Linked DNA regions of Homo sapiens: region 1 is linked to region 2. Evidence: chromatin loops called from intact Hi-C (ENCODE). Cell type or tissue: gastrocnemius medialis. All regions are shown on one strand. Links, peaks and the distances in the headings refer to the core of each region. The heading gives the core; the rest is flanking DNA.

Region 1 (9,593 bases), core at 2,981-6,980, 140 kb before region 2:
ACCTCTGCTCTGTGTGGCAAAGGTGACCTCCCTGTCCTCTCTGGTTAGCCTCTTCGCACATTTACTTCTCGCAGTTTCCCACGGACCCATTCATCTCTGGCTGTAAGGTTACAAGGCTTTGGAAATTAATTTTAAAAATCACACTCTCTGACCCTTTAAACTTCATTTCAAATCCCCTCAGTGCCTTAATGACGCTCAGGCTATTTCGGGCCCCTGGGAGAAGTGTGGCTGACAGTGGCTTTTTAATTTACAAGACAACATAGGAACACACATGGGCCCAAATATGTATCTGTATAATGAAGAATAAAAAGCATAATCCCCTAAGTGGGCTGTGTTAGTGAGCATCAGGTTTAATAGGGGATTAGGAGGTGGAATTAAAGTTGCCCAGGGGGTACACAGGGAGACTTCAAACACCTTTTGGAAAACAAATTAACGTGGTTTGCAAAAACCGTTTTCCAAGGGCGGCAGAGGGTTTTCCTTGGGCTTCCCTGCTTTCTTTTGAAATGTATTTTTAACACTTGTATAAACACTTTGGGCCCGTGACATGGGGCTTCCTGTGCTCCCTTCGTTAGCTGGTGTCTCTGGGAGAAGAATTCGGCTCATTATCTGGGTGTTTTGATCTCCATGACTGCCGCTGCTGCTGCGCCCGGCCCGGGGCGGGCCACCCTTTTTCTTTCCTGTTGCCTAATGGTATGGAACCAGTTCGTTTGTGGCTCAGCCTGCTTCCACATCTTCCTGCCAAGCCTGGCCTCCCAGAGGGGCTCTCAGTTTTCTAGAGAACCGGAGTTCTTGGGCAGGAGCAGTAGTGGCAGCTGGGTGGCTGGAGTCTGGCCCTGTCTTAGGCTCAACTGAGAAACTGGCAAAATCGGCCTTTGTACCAGCCTCCCTGACCCCTTCACTTATTTCCCCTTCCCCTCTCTTCAGGTGCATCTGGAGTGGAATGTGAGGCCTCTGTAGGTACTGAGTTCCCCATCCCTGGAGGTATTCAAGCAATGTCCTGGTGGAGGTTTTAAGGGCCTCTGTGAGCAGCTGTGGACCTGGATGGTCATTAGAGTTTCTTGTAAACCTGAGATTCTGTAGTTTACACTTTACAAGTGGAATCTGAGCAGGGCCATGCTGGCCCTTGATAGCAACAAGGATCCCTGTGATAGAAGACGCAGTGCTGGGCTCCAAGCAGACCTTCAGGAACCCCTGTTCTACTGTCCTTGCTGGAGACAGAAGAGACACAGGCTTTTCTCTTTGGGAGGCTCCAGGCTTAGGCTCACCCACAGCATTTCCTTTAGAGATTTGATCCTGCAGAGACTTGGGACAAAAACTCCAAATTATGTCTACCCAAGTTCCCTTTTAAAGTCCACTTTCTTCCTGTGTAAAAAGGGGGCAATAAATAATAACAGCTAATACCTATTAGGCACTTGTGTGTCAGACACAGCTTGAAGTACTTAATCACTTATTTCATAACTTCTTAGGAAAAGGTACTGTTTTTTCCCCCATTTTACAGAGGAGGAAACTGAGGCCCAAGGAGGTCAGCCAACTTGCTGAAGGCTACACAGCAAGTAAGTTGTGAATAATAACATCTGCCAGTTGCTGGGGATCTGCTGAGCTCTTCACAGGAAGGTGGAGGTGCCCCCTTGACCACGCTGGGTTCTGCTGCAGTCCAGCCCTCCTAAGAGGTAGAAATGACATTAGTCCCTCCCAGCCTTGTCCCTCTTCAGCTGCCCAGGGCTGGCAGGAGCCAAGCAGTGAGAGTGGCATTTCTCATCCCAAAGACAGCAGAGCTCCTGCGGCCTGGCCAGCCAGTGGCATCTGGGCTGGGCTGATGGGGGTTCACATTCTGGACGTTTCCCTTACCTTTGCAAGTGGGCTGGTGGTTGGAGGTGAGCTTTGTGAGGCTGATTCATGCCGAGTTCACATAAGGCCACATGTCCCACATGCTGTATCTCCCTCCTGCCACTGTCAGGAAGGTGCCTGCAGGTGCGTGAGGCCAGAAGGAGGGAGCGTCTCTATCCTAGGAAGGAGTTTTTTCTGTTATTTTCTTGTCTGTCTAGTCCATGGGTAAGGGCATGAGTGGTCCTGGTAGCTTTGTCAGCCCTGTAATCCTGCTTCTCATGAAGCTGCATGTAAATCCTGTCCCCCTCTCTTCACCCCTGCCCCTCACCTGCCAGCTGTCTGCTCTGCTCTCACAAGGGACTCTGGTCTCATGTCACAGAGCTACAGTCACCAGGGATAGGCTGCCAGGAGGGAATAGGACATTTCTGCTGGGTTCACAGATCTGGCTTCACAAAGGAGGTGGAATTCAGGCTGAACCTTGAGGCATGAAAGAATTTTTGCTAGTAGAGAAGGGGCTGTCATTGTCTGATCCCATCCTTGGAAAGCACTGTGCTGAACTTGCAACAGCTATGCTTCTATTTCATGTTCATGAAGGCCTGTGTTGCTGTCTGCCTGTTATAGGTGAGAGAACAGAGCAAGCAACTTGCCCAATGTTCCACAGATAGATCTGAACCCAGGATGGAAGCACCCTCATGTTCTCTCCCCTCTGGCAGCAGGGGGGAAGCATGAGCTTCCCAAGGAGGCTTGGGAAGACCTGGTGTGTTGGCTGAACAGCTGGGAGGGAGAGGGTGGGAGAGAGGATAACGGGACTTGAGACTGGGATTGGTGGTGGTGGAGGGGGCTAGGGTGATATGTGCCCAGAACATCAAAGACCTCATTTAGTGGTGTGTTGGTAAGCATTTAACAACCAGCTGCTCTTCAGGAAAAAAAGTAGAAAAGTCTCTGATGTGAGGCATTTGCCAATTTCCATGGTGTAAATATTCCCACCATGGCTGATTTCAAGTTATCAGTTTGATGTCACTGAATACTAGGTTCTTGTGAGCTAGCAGGAGCTGGCTTTGGCACTCCACTGGCCTCATCTCTCAGATTCTGGTGCTTGCAGTTTATTTGGGAAACAGCAGAGAGGTAATAGGAGGAGAGTTGACATTGTCAAGCCTTTGTTTGAAAATGCAACTCTCAGGGTTATCGAGTCTTGGGAAAAGGGGATGGAGAACATGGCCAATTAGAAGGCCACTGCTGACTCTTGGGAGCAGTAGGGCTTGGGGCCAGGCAGGGGTGGGAAGGGTCCTTGGAAGAGACGGGCCAGATCCCATCATATTCAGTGAAGTGAAAATCTTTCCCTCTGTCCAGGACCTCAGGAATCTCTTGCTCTAAACATGCATTTCTCAGTGAGTCTTCTCAGAGGCAGTGCAGCACTCCCTCCTCCTTTCCCCTCTAAGGTCAGGTTGGCCCTAGAGCAATTTTACAGGGGAGTGCTTGGCTTCCTTTTGTGCATCCATCCAGTCCAGTTATTTAAAACCAATGACAATGACATACATTTCCCAAGAAATGACCTGGGAATATTCATTTGGGAAAAAATAAATTTTCTTGGAAAGAAACCCAGCTGGGGAATTGAGGATAAAAGGCTCATCAGCCTTTGTGCTCAGCTGTGACAGAGGCCTGCTGAGCTTCAGGGACATCTATGGGACTGGAGAGCATGCAGTGGGAGCCTCCTGCCCTGATCCTGTATGGATAAGGGGGCACCAAGGCCAGAGTGTGGCCAGGCAGAGATCCAGGCTGGCCCAGAACCAGCAACCCAGGCTTCCTGGGGGAAGATGGTTTTAGCTGGATGTTGGCGTATGGGCAGGACCTGGAAGGGCAGGGATCTCTGGGGGTCTGAGAGTGGCTTCATGGCTGCCATTTGCCTCTTCGCTCTCAGATCCATTCTTGCCCTTCCCCTGCTTGGCTCTGTATCCCAAGGGCTGGCCTTGCAAACCACAGGTCCCAGGCTTCCTTGAAAACTGACTCTGGCCAAGTTTGGCCAATGAGAGGCACTGACAGATGGGAGGGCAGGCGGAAGAGAGAGGAAAGGGTATGTCTCCTCCAAGCTCTGGCTTTGGTGGTGTCTCTGCAGCAGTTGTGTCTTCTCTGTGTCTCTAGCCATCATTCATCAGCCTCTTTCTGTGGCCTCAGCTCTCCCAGATTGAGGAGGCCCTTAGGTGACCTTAGTTCCTCCTGGGTGGCCCTGGTTTCTGGGCTCTGGAAGCACCTCTTCCTGCTGCTGTTCCTCCAGAGGGCTCTGGTGTTGCTCATCTCTGTTTGCCTCACTGCTCCCTGCTTGTCTTTGTAGCTCTTGCAACTTTGTAACTAGTTCACTTCGTTGATTTATGGGGCATGGACTCTGGACTTGTTTTCCTGCCGAGATCCTGCTATCATTCTTGCCTGGCCCTTCCTCCCTCATCCTGCCCTGCTCTGCCTTGCCCAGGATGGAGGCCCGCTGACCTCTAGGCCAGGTCCCCATTCTGTGGCTTCGTGGAAGCCTGTATGTTAGTGGAAAGAAAGGGTGAGGCCAGAGTTCAGTCTTGTGAAGGGAAACACTTGCCCAGGGTTATGCACCAGGCACCAGAGGTCTCAGCTTTGATAGGCCTCCAGGCCCCAGGTGTGGCTGCAGAAGGGTTTGGGTTTAGCAACATGCCTGTGAAGGGGTCCCTGAGATCCTTCCTCAGAACTCCAGGGCTTCCAGGAACAAAGCTGGGAAACCACCAGTCTAGTCTCAGCTTCTATTTTATGCATGTAGAAACTGAGGCCAGAGAGGAACAGGGACTTTCCCAAAGTCACACTGGCTCCGAGCAGACTGGCAGAGCAGGAACTCAGGCTCCAGTCCCCTAGCCCAGCGCCTTGAGGCTCAGCCTCTGGATTCTCGGTAGCTTTGGGAAGCACAGGGGCATGGGGCAGATAAAGGTATGTGGTCAGGAGAAGGCACCCAGCCCTGCTGACAGGCCCGCTTGCTGTCAGCAGAGGCCTCAACTGAACTAGTGCTGCCTCGGACCGCCCTCCTCAGGAATCCCTGCATCCAGATGCCTGCTTCAGGGTTGGCAGAGACCCATCCAATGCCCAGGTGCGCCTAGCATCCAGCCTCCAAGTGCAGGGCATGAGTGTGGAGACGTGCCCTAGATGGGGCTTGAGAGAAAGCCCTGAGCCCACTCCAGCAGCACCCTCCAACACCCTTACAGAGAAGGGCCAAGTTGCATAAGAGCTGTGTGGCTGCGGCTGTGCTTTGTACAGAACTGAGAGGGCTGCGTGCCCATGGGAGAGGGATGACTCAGCATTGCTGTTGCTAAGGGAGGCCAAGATGGCGAGCCAAGGGGCCAGGGCAGGGGCAGCGTGTGCAGAGCCCTCTGGGAGCACCCCAGTGTGGAGCAGAGAGTGCCCACAATTCCCTCTTCAGGCCAGTGGCCTGCTCGTGTACGCATTGAGTCTTCTCCCACATCATGTTGCCCCTGCCCCAGCTGATAAGCTCTCTTCACAGTTCTGCATGCTCACCAGCTCCAAGCAGCAGCCTTGGGTTTGCACACATTTGAAGTCTTTGGGGCATGGAGGGGTGTTTCAGGCAGAAGGTAAATCTCAGGCAAAGCAAGGATCCAGGATAGTGTGCCAATGGGTAGTCCCATTGGAGTGGGAGATGGTATCCCCACAGGAGAAAGTCCCATAAAAGACCTCTAGAAAGGACAAGTCATTACCTAATCACGCAAGGCCTTCAGCGACTGGCTTGCCCACACTTGAGTCTGAAAATCAGGGGCCATTGAAGGTTTTGGAGTAGGTGAGTGCTGGTGCCAGAGATGTGCTCCAGGAAGGTGGAGAGGGAGTGCACAGGGCATGTGAGTGGAGCTAGAGGCCAGCGTAGGCCAGGCAGGGTGGGGCCATGCAGTTACTAACACAGCATGGAAGAGGGCTGGCTGAGGACTGGCCACAGAGGGCAGAGTCAGGGTTGGTCAGTCTCTCTCCCTGGGCCTCCAGGGTCAGAGGGAGGAGCTGCTTCCCCACTGCAGGAGGGTGTGGCTCAGGAGCGTGGAGTGGCAGTGAAGAACACCTGTGGAATGGCACCATGGGCCCCTCAGGCTGGGTCTCAGTCATCTCATCTGCTAATTGGGAATAATATCATATACTTCCTAGGACCATTGGGAAGGTTGAATGTCTGTAGAAGCCTTAACACAGCTCCCAGTTCCAGCAGGTACTTAGGAACTGCAGGCAGAGCAGGCCCCTGATTCACAGACTAGCTGATGATTCCTCTCAAGGGTCCAAGCCAATACCCAGCCTTTCAAGTCTTCCTCCACACAGTCTTTTCCAAGGCCTCTTCACAACTTTTCTGTGGCCCCATTGGGTCAAGGTGGGTGACTGCCAGGGCCCTTCCCCACCCTCGGGGCACCTTCACCTTACTGTGCCATGACTTCAGTGAGCAGGAACCAGCCTGCCCTTTTTACCCACTGGTTACCGAGGGGTCCAAGTCAGATTTGCCCCACCCATCCCGCCCAGTCTCCTGGCTTGGGGAGACAGAGGGGGAGATTTGCTGTGAGGTGGGCAACCTGACCAGACTGCATGCACTTGCCACTTCTATGTCCCCCCTCCTTTAATGATTGTCAGGAAGGGTTCTCAGAGAAAGGCTTTTTAGTGAGGAGATACGAAAAGAAGGTAGCAGTTAACCAAAATGTGTTTCTGGGAGGAGCCCTGGGTTCTCTTCCATCAAGAGAGGGGCTAGGAGGAGTTTGAGACCAGCCTGGCCAACATGGTGAAACCCTGTCTCTACTAAAAATACAAAAATTAGCCAGGCATGGTGGCACGTGCCTGCAGTCCCAGCCACTCAGGAGGCTGAGGCATGAGAATAGCTTGAACCCGGGAGGCAGAAGTTGCAGTGAGCCAAGATTGTGCCACTGCACTCCAGCCTGGACAACAGAGCGAGACTCTGCCTCAAGAAAAAAAAGGCGGGGCTAGGGCCAGGCACAGTGGCTCACGCCAGTAATCCCAGCACTTCTGGAGGCTGAGGTGGGCAGGTGGCTTGAGCCCAGGAGTTCAAGACCAGCCTGGGCAACACAGAGAGACCCCCTTCTCTACAAAAAATTAGCTGGACATGGTAGCATGCAGCTGTCGTCCCAGCTACTCAGGAGGCTGAGGTGGGAGGATCACTTTATCCCAGGAGGCTGAGGCTGCAGTAAGCTGTGATTGTGCCGCTGCACTCCAGCCTGCATAACAGCAAGACCCTGTCTCAAAAAAAAAAAAAAAAAAAAAAAAAAAAAAAAAAAAAAAAGGCTGGACTAGGTTGTAGGGGAGCTCGGCTAAACCCCTCTTCTTGAGACCCCAGACTCCTTTCTGGGGTTCTTGAGCTGAAACTAGGGTCCTGCTGGGAGGCATCCTGAGGGCCACTGGCAACATGGAAGAGCACGGAAGCTTCCCTGAGGGCAGGTGAGGGGCAGGTGGGCATGGAGCCAGGCCTTGGGGCCCTTGGCAGGGCGGCTCCGTCCCTGGGAGGTGAGGGCTGCTGCTGCTGGCTGCTGTGCCAGCCCAGGGTCCGTTCTCTGTTGCTGCTGGGTCCCGGCTGGCCTGCCGCCTGCCCACAGCTTGCTTGGGCTGCCAGGCCTTTGTCTTCGTGAGTTCCTGGCTTCGCCCCTGATTTGGGTGGTGGATACAGATGACTGACACAGAGCAATGCTTTCTGGACACACAGGGCACTCCCTCCTCCTCTTGGAGAACGGAGGGTGTGTGCCAGGACAGAGGCTGTGCCTGGCATGTGGGAGAGAGTGAGCCACAGGAGGGTAAGGGCTAGTCCTCAGGCCACATGGAGAGCAGCATGAGCTGTTTTTTTCTAGATTCTGTAAGAACTCTTCCTGCTGAGTGAAAAACTCTCTCCTACTGAGAAAGAAAAGGCTGGGGAGAGTTGTCTCCTCCCTGGATAGTTCCTGCACTGTCCTCAGAAGCTGGGGAGATGGAAGATGGGAGAAGGAGAGTTGGTTTTGCTTAAGACTGGGGAGCTGAGTCTTAGGAGAATCCACCAAATCCCATGGTTTTGCTGAGGACCTGCTGGCTGGCAGGAGATTGGACAAGATGACCCTTTGGTCAACTGAACCTGGCATCTGCCTCCAGGGCAGCTGATCTTGGCACCATCCCCCCCCCCACCAGGACAGGTGCCACTTCCGGATAAACATTTGGGCAGGATGCCGAGGCTGGCCCCATTTCAGAGCATGACCTCTGCCGGCATCCCTCCAGGTGCGAGGCTCGGGACTTAGAAGTTGTCATGAAACAGAATCATGGCACTCTTGTCCACACTGGCAGGGGAAATAAAACTCAAACTGAAGAGAGTGGATGTAATGTTCTCAAGCGTAAGTTTTTCTTCCATAAATTTTTAATTAAACCTTTGGCACCCATTATGCCTTCATCCCTGGAAAGCTCTGGCAGATGCCAGAATTGTAGAACCATTTTCAACATGTGTGAATCCAGTGAGACGATTCACAGCTCTGTGGGGCACAGCTGTGGTCGGAACTTGAACAGTTTGTGGTGGCTTACCAATTGCATTTTCGGATAGTAAGATTGTGCCTGGTCTGTGTGCTGGAATTTGGCACGTCAGTGCTTTGCTGCACTGCTCAGAGGGACCTGGTGACAAGTGTCCAGGCCCTGGAATAGGTGAAGACATCAGTGGCTTGGAGCCCTGTTTTTCAATTCTCAAAAGTCTGTGTTTTCATTTTGATAAAAATCTGTTAAAATTCATACAATCTCATCAAGATTATCTGAGTACTCACCTCGTAACTTGGATTTACGGCACCACTGAAGAGACCCTTTACATGTCTTCGTAACGGTGTTTGTTCGATTGCTCGCGTTTGCACCGAGGGAAGGCCGAACACTGCTGAGGTCCACGGTACAAAGGAAGTTCAGTTTGCTTGCATTTGTTTAGGTAAAGTGAAGGTGGAACAAAGCTCATGCCAGTGGGCAGGACGGAGGCCAGGCACCCATTAGCTGGTGACCAGGGTCACGTTCATATGGCAAACAGATTCTGGCTTGCCATGTGGCAACTTGCTGGAGTTCATTGGCAGTAAATGTGCTGGGAACTATGTGAGGAAGAGATTGCTGGGATTAGAATTAGGAAGAAATGAACTAAATGTCTATTTAAGGCAGATTTTAGTAGCACCATGGGCTAATGTGGCTTCAAGTGAACAGGACAGCTTTATAGAGTTATCAGGTAATCCCTCATTAAAACTGATGCCTCAGGGTTGTGTGCAGGGTTCTGGTGTTGTATCAAGGCTGGTTAACCCGAACTTACAAACAAAGCCTTAAAGTTATTAATGCTACTTTGTCTGTTTGCATACATCTGTTTGCAGGCAGTCACTCTCTGCGTTGGTATTAATTAAATTGAAATACAGAAACAGAACTGGCCCGAGGCCACATCTTTCTACTATTAAACCCATTCTTGGCAATTTAACTTTAGCAAAACACATCATCTAATTTTATTGGTAGTTTTGTTTGTATTTTATTTCCAAATTTGCTTTGGCTTTTATGTGTTCAAGGGTGATAAATACAAGGAGTGGATTGCACTAATTTTTGTTTCTATATACATATCCATTCATTTACCCGGGATATATTGCCTGAGCTCCTGCTCCGTGACAGGCATGTTCTAGGCAGGGAGGATGCAGCAGTGAGTAAAGATGAAGAAAGCTCTGCCCTCGTAGAGTCTACCACCTAGAGGCGGAAATAGCCCCCAAAACAAAAAGAACCCTGAACAAACCAAAACCCCACAAACAAAT
Region 2 (9,593 bases), core at 2,411-6,410:
TGCCCAGGACAGTCTTGCTTTGGGTTGGTGCAGCTCCTTCCTCCATGGCATCCTCCATGAGGATGCTGCCAGGACTCAAGCTCACTGCTCAGGGATCCAGTCCCCAGAGTCCCTCACTCAAATGGAATTTAGATCATCTCTCTCCTTTCGGGAGAGCCAAATACCTTGTATTATCCTGCTTCCCCCAACACTCCCAATAAGGCCTTGGGGAAAAACTGCCATGGGAGGCAGAGAAGCTGCTAATTAATCCAAAAGGCAGTCCACACCTTTCATAACCAGCCAACACCAAAGCCTCTCAGCTATGTTTCTTGGGCAGTATGACCACCTGCTCAAACATCAGTGGGAGATGGGAGAGGCCCATACCTGATTCAGCTCTTCATCATTGGCCACAGCCAGCAGGATGTGCCGGGGTGTGACCCGTCCCTTCTTGTTGTCTCTCGCTGCATTGCCAGCCAGCTCCAGAATCTCCGCTGTGGGGAGCAGAGATGAGTGTATGGTCATGTTAGAGGACCATGTGTCCCCGCCCCGGTCCCCACATTCACAGTGCCAGGAATGGGCAGAGGCAGCTGCTTCAGGAAGCAGCTACCCTGAGGTGAAAAGCTGTGGGCAGAGTCACAGAGGTGCTGAATGGCAAAGCTGAGTGGGACCTAGGAAGCCCCAGGTCCAATGCCCTTGTTTGGGAGATGAAGGAACTGAAGCTGAGGGAGAAGGGACCAGCTGAAGATCACTGAGTGAGTGAGTGGGAGGGCTGAGATCTGAACCCAGTTCCAGCTCTCATTTCCCAGAAAGGGTGCTTGCAGTTAGCACTGCAGATGTCACCAGGGCCAAACCCAAAGTCCTCAGTGTGGTCCCTGAGAGTATACCATGCCTGCTTAGAGTTTCAAGGACAGGATGGCTTGCTATTGAGGAGGCCTGTTAAATCTTTGTTGATTACATCAATGCTGAATGCCTGCACATCTGGATGCAAAACTGGAAGGATGTGACTGGATTCTTTACAAAGTCAACATCACAAATACATTTTTTAAAGTGTGTGTGTGTGGGGGGAGGTTGTTGTAGATTCAAAAGGTGAAAAAGATGTAAAAGCCAAATATAATGTGTCACTCCTTGATGAAATTCTGATTCTTTTAATAAAAGCTAGGAAAGTCATTTTGGAGACAACTGAAGAGCTCTGAATGTGGACTGGGTATCAGACACACGGGATTATTTTCTTAAGTGTAATAATGGTATTGCCATTCTGTAGGGAGCATCCTTGTTCTTAGGAGATACATGCTGATGTATTTAGGGGTGAAGCATCTTGATGCCTACAACTTGCCCTCCATTCTGAAAAAGCTCTAAGGAATAAAGCAAATATGGCAAAATGTTAACAGTTGTTAAATCTAGGTATATGATTATAAGAACATTCCTCTTTCAAGGAAATTCTGTCATTTGCAACAACATGGATAAACCTGGAGGACATTATGCTAAGTGAAATAAGCCAGGCACAGAAGGACAAATATAGCATGAATTCATTTCTATGTGGAATCAGGGACTGGGGGTGGGGTCGGGGCGAATGTTGGTCAAAGGACATAAAGTTTCAGTTAGAAGAAGTTTTAATGATCTATTGTGCAGAATAGTAACTATAGTTAACAATCATGTATATTTAAAAATTGCTAAAATAATAGATTTTAAAAGTTCTTAACACAAGGAAACAAATATGTAAGGTGATGAAATCAGTGTATTCTTGACATTCTGTATGTTTGAAATTTTTCAAAATAAAATGTATGCAAGAAAATAAAAACTAGAAGGGCTATGAGCATAACCCATAGTTAGTACTAAGTTAAGAGCTGATTTACCTGCCATCTGGGCACAGTCTCACAAGACAAGACAGGTTTTCCACAGCACCAAAGATGGTGGGAACTAGGAAGTACCCTTTGGCAAAACCTGGTTTTCTCCTTGGCATTACAGTTCTCTTGGTAACCTGTCAACCTCATCACTGTCTCCTTGTTTTCTTAGTGAGGCATACGGATAGACCCAGAATGGATCTTATATTCTCCACTTCTGCAATTCTGCCCACACTGGGATGTCATTCTAGGCTACCCTTCTGGGCCCAACTCAAATCTGACCTCCTCCCAGTACTAAAGAATTTCTAATATTTAGTTATGTTGTAAACACTAGATTTCTCCAGCAACACCAGCACTCAGAATCATTATGAAATAACTAGGAAGAAAATTCTAGCTGCATAAAAATCGTGTGTTAAAAATTTACGGTATGACACAGGGCATGCATTTTTAAGAGGTACTAACAGCTCCACCCAATGCAAATAACCTGCTGTATGTGTGTAAAGCTGAAAAATTGCTTGGCTACTCAAGGAAACTCTCATATTAGCTTTGGGGGCAGGGGCGGGAGGAGATCAGACACACTTGAAATAGCAGGTTTCCCCCTAAATCCAAGGCAGGAATTCCTTTGCTCAGTAATCACCATACTGATGACACACAACTCTGTGCTTGGCAGGAGGGACCCAAGGCACCAGGAGGCCCCTGTCTTCTCAGTGTTCCCAGGCCTGCAGGGCTACACATGCCAGTGATACAGAGAGTGATAAAGAATGCCACAGGGTCCCTTACCTGGGCTTTATACATGTGAGAGCCACAAAACTAAGGCAGGGTGGAAGGCAAGATAGCCAGTGCTTACATGGAATCTGGTGGAGGGGCTCACATTTCCCACTTTCACCCATCAGTCTCCACAACGCTATTCCCTTCCCTGTACCAGTGTCAGCACAGTTTAGTTTACCAGTGGAGGAGGGAGATGGCCACCCAGCATTTTCACTGAAGCTTCCCTATCATTGATCGTGGTAGTGTCCCAATGCCCAGCAGTGATGGGCCCACCTTGGCCAAGCCAAAAAGGTGCCTGTGATGCCTATGTGACCTTGGGCCCTGGGTACTGTGAATGCAGAAGCGCCTGCCTGGCCAGCCCAGCTTGGCCTTCATTCTCCTGTGTTCATGGGCGGGAGAGCACATCCGTAATGCCACTGTCCTGCCCACGGCCCAAGAGGATGCCAAACCAAGAGTCTAAGCCCAACAAGAACACAGAGCCTGGGAGCAATGGAACATGAAGGAGAGTCAGCCACGATGGGTGCTGGGCAGAATCCTCACGGCAGGAAGGCCTGAGAGGCATATCAAGCACCACTGAGCTGTAGCCCACTTTGCTGGCTTCCCCTCCCTTCCACAACCTTCCCCTTTTGGAGGCCACAACGAAGTTTTGGGCCATCGGTATCTGCAGAGCCAGAATATACAGGAGGAGGCTGATGGATTACAATCTTCTGACCATAATGTGCCAAGAATGCTTTATCTGCCCCCTCATTAACAGAGAGGAAGGGAGGCAGAAGGAGAATGCCCACAGTGGTGACCTGTTTTGCTAAGTCCTAAGCCCAACCCTTTGGCAAGAAAATCGTTTGAAGGTACAGTTTCTCAGGAAAGTGGAGGTGGCCTGTTTCCTCTTCCTGCCCAAAACGTTGGAGGAAGGCCCTCCCTGAGAGAAGGCTCAGTGGCCGTTGGTGGTCGGGGAGGAGGGGAGGGATGTGGTCTATATTTTCTGCAGTGCTGCCTTCACTTTTTTTTTGTGCAGGAAAAATGAGAATGATGGATAAAAAGACCTGAAGAGTGTGGTTGGGCCCCTGACTTGGGTGAGGGCAGGTAGTATGTAAAGAACAGAAAGCAACAGAGTAGCCCAGAAGTAAGCACATCGGGTTGAGAAACCTGAAAATGGATTCTCCAGGAGCTAGAGGACATTATCCCTGGCTTCGCAAGCTTTACCCCTTTATGCTCTTACTTTGTGACTGAAAAGTTCAGTAGCCTCAGTTTCTCCATTAGAGAAACTTGAAGGACCATGCTTATGTTTTGCTATTCAACTGGGAATCAGGGATGCCACACTGGACCAACCTGTAAGTGACAGTGAGTAGCAAGGTGGATAAGGAGGGGCAGAAGGAGGAGCATCTCAGCTCCTTAGAAAGAGCTGGGCAGGGATGTCATTCTGTTGCCTTCTTTACCAAGGAGCCCCAGAATCCAAGACTCTTCCTTTTTGCAAAACCCCAGCTCATCTTTTATCTGCACAAGCCAAAATTACTGCCTCTCCATACTCCTACCACCATAGGGTGGGCCCTCAGCCCTGTGGGTAGGGAGGAGGGAGCTGTGTCAAGTAGGGATAACAAAGAGGGGCACAGATCCACCTTCCAGCTAGTTAAGCAAGAGCTTTATCTTCTGTTTACTCTTGCATTTTTTTCAGATGGATAGTTACCATAGTAACCCCATCGTTAAGGGACACACAAGACAGAGCACCTCAGAAACACACCTTTTATGAGAAGTATATTCAGTGTCCCACCCCTCTCCTGTGCTGCAGCAGCAGAGGGCCGGGGCATTTCACCATGGCCAGGGAAAATGGAGGGTGCCCGACTTAACAAAAGCAGTAACCCAGAATACACACTCATCCCCTGCCAACCATCAGTAATACTCACCCTCTCATCCTTAGTCCAGGTTTAGAAAAAGCCATCGTAAAGGGCTTTCCTGGCTAAGAAAGAGTTGCCTGCTGCAGAGACAGCAGAGGTGCAAAATGCCAGCAACTCAACAAGATGGAACGGTTCCCATCTGCTCTCCAGGGCATGTTCCTATTCAGGGGGGAGCGGAGAGGGTGACTGACTGCTGAGGAATTGGGACAGGGCACACGTCACCAAAGGAGATGTCCTGATGTAGTTTTCTTCCCTGTAAGTGATCCTCTGCTTTGCAATAATATGGAGGGCAAAGTCATGGAGGCCCCAGGCTCAGGGCTGTACAGCAATGCCTGCCTGCCCCCCATGCACACTGGGATGGCCCTCACATTCCCACCAGCAAGGAGGGCTTTCTCCTAGGCTAGAACAGAGCCAACTTAAGCCTCTGCCTCAAAGTGAATGGAGCCGATGCCTTCCTACAAGGGGGAGGGTGGGTTCTTGCACTCAATTCATTTCATGTTTTGGAAGGTTTTGTGAGTCTCTGTTTTGTCTGTGGCTGGTCTAAAAGAAAAGCGATTCTGAGAAAGATAACCAGGAAAACACCAGATCTATGGACACAAAAATCCTTTTCTCCAGAGTTTCCAGAGCTCAGCCCTTGGATTCTCTCTTGAAGGAAATTTTCAGGAGCCACAGCCTGGAGGCTGTAACCAAAATAAATGGAATCCATAAGAAACCACAGGAAGAAACGGAAAAGAACAATTAGGAGAAGAAACAGAACCCCTTACCAGGTTCTCCACCCCATCAAGCCAAGTATTCTCAGTCGGTGACAGTCTAAGTTTTGTTACCAATGACCAATACTAGACTGATTTGGGGCCCAAGGCGCTTAGGGTCTGCTCTGAAGAGGACTGTAAGTGTGGTAAAGTTCCCAATTATAAATGGTGCAAAGGGAACAAGTTGAATGGTGAGCAAACTGGCCAGCTCATTAACTCTTCTAAGATTTTTGTTTTTCAAAACACATAAGCCTCTGGTTCTCACTCCTGGCCAGGGCCAGTCTCTGGCAACTAGTGAGTGGCTGGCACCATCATCTGTAGTGGCCTAGATGATGCAACCATATTCCCTCTCCTCAGAGCTGCAAGCCCTGCAGGGACATCCTGGGCCAAACGTTCCCCAGCTTCATTGAACATGACTGTTTTAAGGCCGCTTGACAAAATTCCCACATCCTTGGATAACAGCATGGTTTGGCAGCCTTTTTGACTACAGACCAGCCGTCTGAACATGAATACCTTTGACAGGTCTACTTTGCAAGTCCACCCAGAGACGAAAGGCTTAGGGTCCTTTTTCTTTTTTCCAAATGTCTTGAACTAAAACATATCTGTTGTATTGAAGCATTTTGTCTATCTTCCTTCAGCAAGATGAAGTCATGGTTTGCAGAATTAGACTCCTAACAGCTAACAGGTGATGTGTTGAGGCTGAGCCAAACTCTAAACACAACCCTTGCAATAGGAAAGAGTCAGGGGCTTTAACGGAGCTGTCTGAAGCTCTGTAAAACAGAGCTCATTTAACAAAAGAAATACTGAAAATAACAACCAGAAATCAAAGAAAAGCAAATGTTCACGTAATCCCAAGGAGAAAACATGTTTGCTACAAGGCCAACAACATGACAAGGAATCTGTTTATTGTATTTCTTTCGATTCATCATCCTTCCATCAGCAGTCCTTTGAGTTCAGAACTGTTTTACACCATCCCAGAAGGCCTTAACCCAATCAACCCCAATCGGAAGGTGACTGCTAAGAGCTTCCTGCATTCTGACCACACCACAACCTCCTCCAATTCCCTTGGTGGCTCTGAGTGTTTGCAGCCGCATCCCAGAATCCATTGCCCCCATCCCACCTTTTCAGGAGGTTGAGTGGCAGGGTCTGAAGCTTGCCCAGCCATCAGCTGGGAGCTCTGGGCCACAGCAAAGCTCTCCATCTGCTTGTCCCAGGGGCCTCAAAGGAACCAGAATTCCATAGAGAAAATAAAACCTACAGCAGTGATTGAAAGTAGTATTCCAAAGATGGTTCCAAGCCTGACACAAACTCCTCTACTGTTGTTAAGCCCACTGCAGACTCCTCCGAAAAGTCCAGGAGGAGCCAGGGGTCTCAGAGACAGCATTTGGTCCAGTCTTCTGCCTTCCCACAAAGTCTCCCAATAAGATGGAAATGCAGCTTAATTTGGGAATCTGTAAAGTAAGTTCCACTGACTGGAACTTTCAGCCCTATTTCAAAGTAAAAAATAAATAAGTTTACATTATACATAATAACACAGGGGAGCTATGATTCTTAGCAAACATTACCTTAATCTAACCCACCAACCCAACTCAGTGCCCGAATATCTTCCTTGTCAGGAAGTTTTCCTCTGCCTTCCTCACCTCTGGTGCTGTTTCAGCTGCCCGCTCTGTCTGCAGGGGAGGGCAGCAATCGCAAATGGCACTGTGGTGAGAGCCCGGGGTCTGCTGACAGACCGTCGGGGTTTGGATCCCAGCTCCTGTAATTATCTGTAAGATGTGGCCAAGTGCATCTAAGCCTCAGTTTCCTATTCTGTACAGGGGGAGTGATACCTGAGGTTACCTCTAGGCTTATGAGATTAATGAGTTACCAAGTAAAATGCTTAGTATACTCAGTAAATTCAAGCTACTACTGTTGAGGCTACAACTGCACTGTTAAAAAAGTGCGACAAGCTTGATTACCAGGAGAAAACTGCACTTCCTTTGCCTCGATTTCCTCTATCTATAACTGGATGATTTCGATGGATGGATTTGTGCCAAAAGGAGGAAAAAAGCAACAGAAAACCTGGTGTTTCCTCTGCCAATAGTTTACTCTTTGCTGTTATGCTTAACAGTTAACATATGTTTGAAAAATGCACTTGAACTCGATTAACCTCGGTGCTGCCAGACCTGCCTTGATGGAACACAGCACCCAGGGCGCCCCCACAGGCATCTCTACCTTGGAATGAGGTCTGGGGCTTTTGTCTGACCACAGCAGAGCGTGCAGAGCCAGTGGCTCAGGCAGTAGAAGTCAAGGCCCTGGGAAGGAGAAGGTGCCTGGGGAGGCCCTGAGAAACCTGTTCTACTCCAAGGCCTGGCTGGCAGCTGGGCAGGACCTCTGACCCACCAATCACTTGCTGTCAAGGACTCTCAATTAAGTTACAAGGAAATGGTTAATATGTATGTTTGTTTTGATAGGGAAAACCACAGCCATTTGTTCTTAATTCATCTCAGGAAGGGGTGAACAATCAGCGATGTCTGCTGAAATGAAATGATTTGAAGAGTATAATGTAAAGAGGAAACTCATTTAAGGAGCCCTGTCATGGTACGGTTTCCCAGATGGACTCAAAGCGAAAGAGCGAGGAGCAGAACAGTGAGTTTCGTGGGCTGCACTGTGTTGGGGGAGGAGGCGACGTCTGCAATCGGGCTACACATGTTCATCAAGACAGGGGAGCAGCTTCGCCCACTGGGAGCAGAATCAGGGACTTGGTCAGAGGGAGACGTTTTGCTCTACTCCCTTTTGTGCTGTTTGAATTTATCTTCTGCATATTTTCCTTTCAAAATGAAAATAATTATAACACTGGATAGATGAGAAGCTGCAGGCACTTCTGCTATCGGCTGCCCCAGCTGGCCTTTGGTACCACAGGTCACAAGCCCCCTTACCCTCAGACACTCTGTCCCAGCCTGCTTAATCCTGCTTCTCCCAAAAAATGGTTCTGAGCATGCGAAGACTTTCTAGGTTCTTTTTTCATGGCTGTTTTTAGAGCAGTGTGAGTGTGTCATAGAAAGGGAGGCCCCTGAGAGGGCACTATAGCTCCTGAGGTCTTTACCAGCCTGGCCTCTGTGCTGTCTGCCGGTGTGGATTCCCGATGCTGAGGACTGCTTGTCTAAGGATTTGCCTAAGCTCCAACACCTAGGATTCCACCTCCTCTTCGCTAAGGGGACAATGAAAGGACATTGGCCAAAAAGCTTCCCACTCTCCAGCCCTCCTCAGTGCCACTGAGTGACACAAGCTCCCCATACCTGACTGGGCACTGCCCTCTCCGACGCCTGCTGTGGCTCCTCAGGGCAGCTCTCTGCCCAGTACCTCGCTTGCTCTGCCACTGCTACAGCAGCAGCTCTAACATGCACCAGACCGCCCCTTCCCGGCGGGCCAGCACATGTCACTCCAGGGGACTTCGCCCCTCCTGTGCTCACACCCACCTCCTGCCTGTGCGCTCTAGACTTTCCTCATCCCTGTCCAGGGCTGCCTATCCTTCAAGGCCTATCTTGCAGGACCCCTGTCCTCCCTGCCCATACGAGGCCACAGGAATGTCTCTGGCAATCACCCATGACTGTTGCAGAGTCTGTCCCCTCAGGCTGTGTCTTCATCGAGCCAGCCTTGGGGACCGGGCATTTACCAGTCTTCCTGAGGTGTACGGTGGCTGCTTCAAGACAAAGGAAATGCCAAGTGGATGAAGTGCTCTGGGGTCCAATTCCTCTGACTGCTAAGGTTTCTGTGCTGTGTGATTTTGGAGAAGTTACTTAAACTCTGAACCTCAATTTACTCCTAAGAAAGCTAGGTGGTTTGAGGATTCGATGAATTACCAAATGTAAAGCATTTAATCAGTGCCTAGCACACAGTAACTGTTCAACATACGGCAGATGTTTTGGAACTTAACTGTTCCACCTTTACCTAGAATTCAGAGCACTTCCCCCGAAGTCCCTAAAACTAGTATTACAAGCCACAGTTAGAATATGAACTAGAGACTGCCAGGGCCTGGGGTGGGAGTGAAAGGGCAAGAAAAACAATGCTACTCAAGTTAAGTACCCTCATTTTCTGAATGAACAGCAGATATTGACTTTTAGCAGTCAATACTCAGATTTATAGAGGCAACATAAATGTGAACCAAAGACTACCTCAGCTACTAGTTACCACAAGGAGCATCAATCAGAATATCGATGGCAAGGGAAACCAACACATTAGCCATTTCCAGAGGCCTTGGGTTTGTTTCCACATGGCTCCCACAGCTCTGCAGGGAACGCGCCTTCTATAAAATCCCAGAGTGTCCCCTGTAGGCAGATGGGGTGATGTCAACCCCGTGAGAGGGTATCTCAGCACCAGGCGCTACT

Evidence for each region. Peaks named below come from ENCODE experiments on the same cell type or tissue, not always from the same donor. Only the 100,000 strongest peaks of a DNase experiment are listed, where the experiment ranks them.
Region 1: a loop joins it to region 2, with 2.1 times the contacts of the local background. A loop is called at or near these places in 1 of 110 quality-filtered maps.

The regions. Positions count from the first base shown.
Region 1 is chr5:135,225,686-135,235,278 of GRCh38, forward strand. All of the region lies in intron 3 of PITX1-AS1 (PITX1 antisense RNA 1), which reads left to right. Among named protein-coding and RNA genes, the nearest start is that of LINC02900, 18 kb to the right of the region's middle. RefSeq lists enhancers at 1,812-2,312, 4,017-4,578, 5,055-5,214, 5,225-5,274. In gastrocnemius medialis, for the core only: no CTCF peak of the experiment used is centred there; a DNase peak (open chromatin) is centred at 5,106; H3K27ac peaks cover 1,385 bases.
Region 2 is chr5:135,369,673-135,379,265 of GRCh38, forward strand. It overlaps MACROH2A1 (macroH2A.1 histone), which reads right to left. Exons shown (of 9, transcript NM_138610.3): 3 at 364-470. Among named protein-coding and RNA genes, the nearest start is that of MACROH2A1, 25 kb to the right of the region's middle. In gastrocnemius medialis, for the core only: no CTCF peak of the experiment used is centred there; DNase peaks (open chromatin) are centred at 4,649 and 5,559; H3K27ac peaks cover 2,450 bases.